Linked DNA regions of Homo sapiens: region 2 is linked to region 1. Evidence: chromatin loops called from intact Hi-C (ENCODE). Cell type or tissue: prostate gland. All regions are shown on one strand. Links, peaks and the distances in the headings refer to the core of each region. The heading gives the core; the rest is flanking DNA. Region 1 has its middle 210 kb from the start of STPG2-AS1. Region 2 overlaps BMPR1B (bone morphogenetic protein receptor type 1B).

Region 1 (2,932 bases), core at 191-2,690:
TTTAATGATCGCCATTCTAACTGGTGTGAGATGGTATCTCATTGTGGTTTTGATTTGCATTTCTCTAATGGCCAGTGATGATGAGCATTTTTTCATGTGTCTTTTGGCTGCATAAATGTCTTCTTTTGAGAAGTGTCTGTTCATATCCTTTGCGCACTTGTTGATGGGGTTGTTTGTTTTTTTCTTGTACATTTGTTTGAGTTCATTGTAGATTCTGGATATTAGCCCTTTGTCAGATGAATAGATTGCAAAAATTTTCTCCCATTCTGTAGGTTGCCTGTTCACTCTGATGGTAGTTTCTTTTGCTGTGCAGAAGCTCTTTAGTTTAATGAGATCCCATTTGTCAATTTTGGCTTTTGTTGCCATTGCTTTTGGTGTTTTAGACATGAAGTCCTTGCCCATGCCTATGTCCTGAATGGTAATGCCTAGGTTTTCTTCTAGGGTTGTTATGGTTTTAGGTCTAACATTGAAGTCTTTAATCCATCTTGAATTAATTTTTGTATAAGGTGTAAGGAAGGGATCCAGTTTCAGCTTTCTACATATGGCTAGCCAGTTTTCCCAGCACCATTTATTAAATGGGGAATCCTTTCCCCATTTCTTGTTTTTCTCAGGTTTGTCAAAGATCAGATAGTTGTAGATATGTGGCAACTGCCTTTATCTTTAATCCTAGTAGTAAAAGGTGAGCTTGCCAATAGATAATAATTAGATAGTAGTATTGTTTATATGCATTTGGTGATGAAACTAGCTTTTTATTTGTGGAACAACCATAATAGTGTGAGTTTGGAATGCTGTATCCTTTGTAATAATAGCAATACTCTTATTTGTCTTCATATAGTATTGTAACTGGGCCTTTTACCATTACACTTATTTTAGCATAGTGGCTGATTATATTTTCGGAACAGTTTGGTGGTAATGTATACAGTATCAAACTTTAATATTCAAATGATACTCTGGTAACTTTATAAATACTAAACTGAACAAAGTAATAATGATATCTAAAAGAATAGCCAAGCTTTTTTAGTAAAGTTCTCTTATTTATCTTTCTCTTCCTCAGATCAATATCTATGCCTTTAAAATCTACTTCCTGGAAAAACACTTTATTATTAATTTCTGTGCATAATTCAATGGAGTCAATTCTGACACTTTAAAAAAATCTGACAGCAGGTGCTAAAATAGTTTTTAGGAAATAATATTACCAGATGTAGGAAAACCATAGTCATCACTTACTACCAGAAATTTTTCATTTTCCACATTTTAGAAAGGCATGAGATATCCAAATGAACTGGGAACCATGCAATTTTCAATTTATGAATTTGCTTCTCTCATTCATAGGTTCATAAATTTGTTTCACTCTCTAGAAACATGGAAACAGAAAATATGAAAAAAAAATTCTTTTTTAAAATTTTTAGTCCTGTACATTTGATTTCATAGAAAAGAAGGAACAAAGTAGTCAGAAAAAGAGAGATGGAGAGTGGGAGGGAGAATGAAAAAAGAAAGAAACCTAAATTAAAACTTTAACATCCAACTCTGAGTTGAATTTTGATTTAACCTACTAATACCTTGATTAAAACTAAAATGCCCATCACATATATGAATGTCTTTTGTTCCCAACAATTTACAGCATTTTATAGCCTATTTCATTGCATCATAAATGTCATAATAACCAAATGTTCCATGAAATGTCATAAAATGACGTGAATTACAGCTATCATCTAGGTCTACATCTGGAAAATCCAGTTTGTGGCTCAGGCTCAGGTTATGTGCTTTTCATGTTTCAAAATCTCTGTGTACTGTGACACTGAGTTAATTAATTTTACTTTATCATCCAAGTGTACTGTGATTCTCTCTCAAAAAGCAATTCATTAGCTTGGAGAGTACATACTTAACTGAATTAAGCATCTTCCAATCATGAGGCTGTTATTTCTTTAAATATCAGCTATTTAAAGATTCTTAAAACCTCATCTTAACAAGACTTTCTGGCATGCTAATTCTTTACAAATAATGTTTCATTTTCAATATTAGAACATGTGCTGCTCTGAGACTTATTAAGGGGTATGAAGTTTTATCATACTGTTCAAATTCAGTAACGAATGCCATGTACTTTGGCCACCCTATTCTCCCAATATGCTGTGCGTGCCAGAATGTAATTTGATGGTTTCTTAAATGTGAGTAAGGAAAAGGGGAAAGAATCATAATGATGCTCTTTACGCAACTGTGCTGCCTACGCTTGCATTACTAAACCTATTTTCACAAGTTGATGATACTCCTTAGCTTTGATTCAACTGGAAATTTAACCTGGTAGCTAAGAAGCAGTTTTTAAAATATTAGTTTTTGATATATATTAACATTTTAACATTTTGCTTCTCTTTTTTCTTAATCCAAACAGGAAAATGATGATGCAGCTTATGGACTGAGAATTAATGCATCTGTTAATTAATTCAATAAGTATTTATTGAACCTCTACAGAATCTGGGCATTGTGGCTTTGAGTATGAAATAAACACAGCAAATGTGGTTTCTTTCTCCTTCACAACACTTAACCGGGAGCTCAGAAAACAAACATATATTTATAAATCCATTTCTAAGTGTCTGACTTTGGTAAATTAGGGCATTTTCTACAGAATTTCATTTTCCAAATCTACACAGGAATAAAAATGTAAATATTTGAACCAGGCTTTTCAACTTTTAATGCTATTCTTACTCCTTTCTACCTTGTAAATTTTCCCTACTCTTTACCATTGAATAAATTACAGGGAAACTAACTTATTCCTTCCTTCCCTGTGGTGTACATCCTTGTGGACAACCAATATAATTGTAATAAAGAATACATTGCTACGCTTGGTTTTCAGTCTTACTCAGCACACTCCTGCTTGGAGAGAAGAGTAATGAGTAACTGAATAGTAATACATGTCCTGGGCCTCTGCAGGTGAAGT
Region 2 (2,932 bases), core at 131-2,630, 2.0 Mb after region 1:
ACAAAGAAGAATCAGATCAGACCAACAACATAAAACTTCTAATGAATATGTATGACTGTAGGAACATGAAATTCAGTCATTATTAAGTACTTGCTATACTTGACTACACACCAATTGAAATGTGTCAAAGAATTCCCTGTAAATAAAATCTCAGCATGTTTTCTAAGAAGCTTTCTGTTTGGGGAATTCAAAAATGGGCACTAATGACTTTTGAGCAGTGCTTTCCAGGAGGTCAAAGGCCTGTTTCCTCATACATAATGGTCATAGCACTCTTTTTGTGATTTAACAATCTACACACTTTTATAAATAAATATTATGTTTCATTTAGTACTTTATCATCCATAATATCTTACTCTCTAATCCACATAATGGAGTTGTGCCAGACTCCAAACTGAACATAATATTTATATATACATATATATTTATATATATACACACATACATAAACTATAAACCTGAATATCTTAGCATACAAAACTTATCTAACAACTAATAATTTAGGATTCCTTTGAGAGGGAGGGGTTAGAAGAAACTCTTCTTAGTCTTTGAAATAGTCCTGACAGTAAGCAATAAACAACATTATTAATTTCTGGGTTCTCATTTATTCAAGTGAAAGACAAATAAAATAAAATTCACTTCTGAGCCACTAGAAATTTTGAAATCATAAAGGATTATTGGGAAATGAGTAGTCTTTAAGAACAATTTAGTGTTATCTAAGTAAAGTGGATTTTGGTAAGATACAGAGAAAAATCTATGCATAAATAAATTCTTGTTTCATTGAGCAACTATAATCGCTAAGTGGGTCTTTTTAAGTATCTCAGGAATGTTTTTAAAATATTAATAGTGAATAAATTAGATTGAGGATAGGACCAATCTTTTCCAAAGCAACCAAATATAATAAGGAAGAAGTTTGAAGACTATTTTAATTTCTTCCCATCCTTCATTGGAACCAACACCTCCCTAGAAATCTAGCTTAATTTCAAATCATCACCTCCTCACAAAATATTCTGATTTGACGTTATCCACGTTCAAGTATTTACCAAAAAGAAAACATAATTTTATCTACAAGGTAAGCCCAACCTCACTTAAATTTAGGAAAAACCCAAGAAACAAAAACATGACCCACTTAACTGGCATAAATGTTTACCTGTTGTTTTGTAGATGATCTGTTTAGAGGCACTGAAGTTTCTCTTCAAGGCTCAGATGATTAGTCACACTTAGTTCTAACCATATATTCCTTCTAGGCTATCCCTAAGAATATAACTGACACAAGAGAAAGGAACCTTTACATTATTATTGAGGTTATTTTTAATATCAATTGAAGCAGCGTTCTGATTACAGTTCTACTTGTTTTCTAACTGTTTTCACTCTTTAAAAACACAATTTTTTTTTTTTCAATTTCAAGGATTACGAAATTCTTCTGTCTTAGTTACAAACAAAATGCAGCTATGAAGCACTGGGAAGTAAATGCAAAATATAGAAAGAATCTTCATGATTCTCCCAAACTGTAAGCACAGCTCACAAAGTCTCATTGCTTTAGAATGTTTTCTGGATGAACAAGTTACCAGCTGCAAACCGACTTCAGAAGTGAGGAAAATGTTTTCTCATGTTTCATGTAGCTGTCAAATTTTCAAAAATCCTCCATCCTTCAATCACCCAGTGGGGAAAATGTGTTATAAAACACTGCCCCCTGGAGTATTCTGGGAGGAATGTCTTAAAAAAAAAAAAAAACAGCAAGGAGAAAGTACTTTCAAATTCTTTACTAACCACTAACAGAATTTCTAAGAAGCAAAAGAAAACCACAGAAAGGAAATGTATATGAATAAAGTTGAGCAGGATGTGTACAACTTTAAACTGTATTGTATTCATGTTGCTAAACAATATTGGCCTTCTCGATGATTTTATTCATGTTGCTCCAAAGTTAAAACCCTGTAGAACTAAGTAGGTGAAGAGATATTTTGTATAAGTGCCACAGAAGAGAAAATATAATAAATTAAATAGTGAATTGAGCATCACTAGAATAAAATAAAATGAGTAGGCATTCCTAAGATGTGAAATGATCACCTAAGATATACATGCTCCAACCATATTGATTTTAGAACAAAACACAGCAGCCCATAACAGTTTGTGGCCTCTACTAACTGTCCTCTGCTGTCCCATCTAGAGGTTATGTTTCTCTATTTTTAAAATAAAATGTAGTTAAATTAGCCTGACGGATGTTTCCTCTCTATCCCTTATCTCAGACACATACAAAACAGACAGACAATAACAAAAAGACATCATCTTTATCTGTACAAAATAAGGTATGCACACTTTTTTCTTTGTGCTTCTGAGATTGGCTCCTTTGCATATATAAGATACAAGCCATCTGCACGATCACCCTCATTTCCTATCTTTGTTGACATGTTCCTCTTACAACACAAGAGCAAATTACCTCTATTTGAAAGCACCCTGTCTTCAACACAGCTCATGACAATTTTATTTAATATTGATCCTTTGAATGAGAGATCAAAAGCATGCACAGGTCAATCCTCTGCACATTAAAAAAAAAAAAAAAAAAAAAAAAAAAAAAAAGCTTTCTTTGTGTTTAATGAAAAGGGTTTTACCATGAAAGAGATGCCTAACTCAATCAGAAACAGAAGTGGATCTGAAGAACACCTATCAACAATTACTTCTATTAGAGTCACATAAACCTTCATTTGTTCCATATTGCCTGAAGCTGCAAAAGGCCACCTGCAGGAATTCCAAATGTGGTCCTAGACAGGCGGTGTTTGTACCCAGTGCATTCACATTACCATAGCGGCCCCAAATGCAGGGATGGCCAAAGTGGTCTGAGGAGGCCAAGACGGGGTGGGGAGTATGTTTAAGATGAGTTCCGTTCTATGTCCTCCAACTTAGACTGTCTTTTGGTTCACAGAGTGCAACAATATTT

Evidence for each region. A loop is a pair of places that touch in the nucleus more often than their neighbours do. Peaks named below come from ENCODE experiments on the same cell type or tissue, not always from the same donor. Only the 100,000 strongest peaks of a DNase experiment are listed, where the experiment ranks them.
Region 2: a loop joins it to region 1, with 5 times the contacts of the local background. A loop is called at or near these places in 14 of 110 quality-filtered maps.

Annotation. Positions count from the first base shown.
Region 1 is chr4:97,158,609-97,161,540 of GRCh38, reverse strand. No RefSeq gene overlaps it. Among named protein-coding and RNA genes, the nearest start is that of STPG2-AS1, 210 kb to the left of the region's middle. In prostate gland, for the core only: no CTCF peak of the experiment used is centred there; a DNase peak (open chromatin) is centred at 1,720; H3K27ac peaks cover 855 bases.
Region 2 is chr4:95,155,118-95,158,049 of GRCh38, reverse strand. It overlaps BMPR1B (bone morphogenetic protein receptor type 1B), which reads right to left. Exons shown (of 13, transcript NM_001203.3): 13 at 1-2,932. Among named protein-coding and RNA genes, the nearest start is that of UNC5C, 390 kb to the left of the region's middle. In prostate gland, for the core only: a CTCF peak has its summit at 1,664 (motif pointing left); no DNase peak of the experiment used is centred there.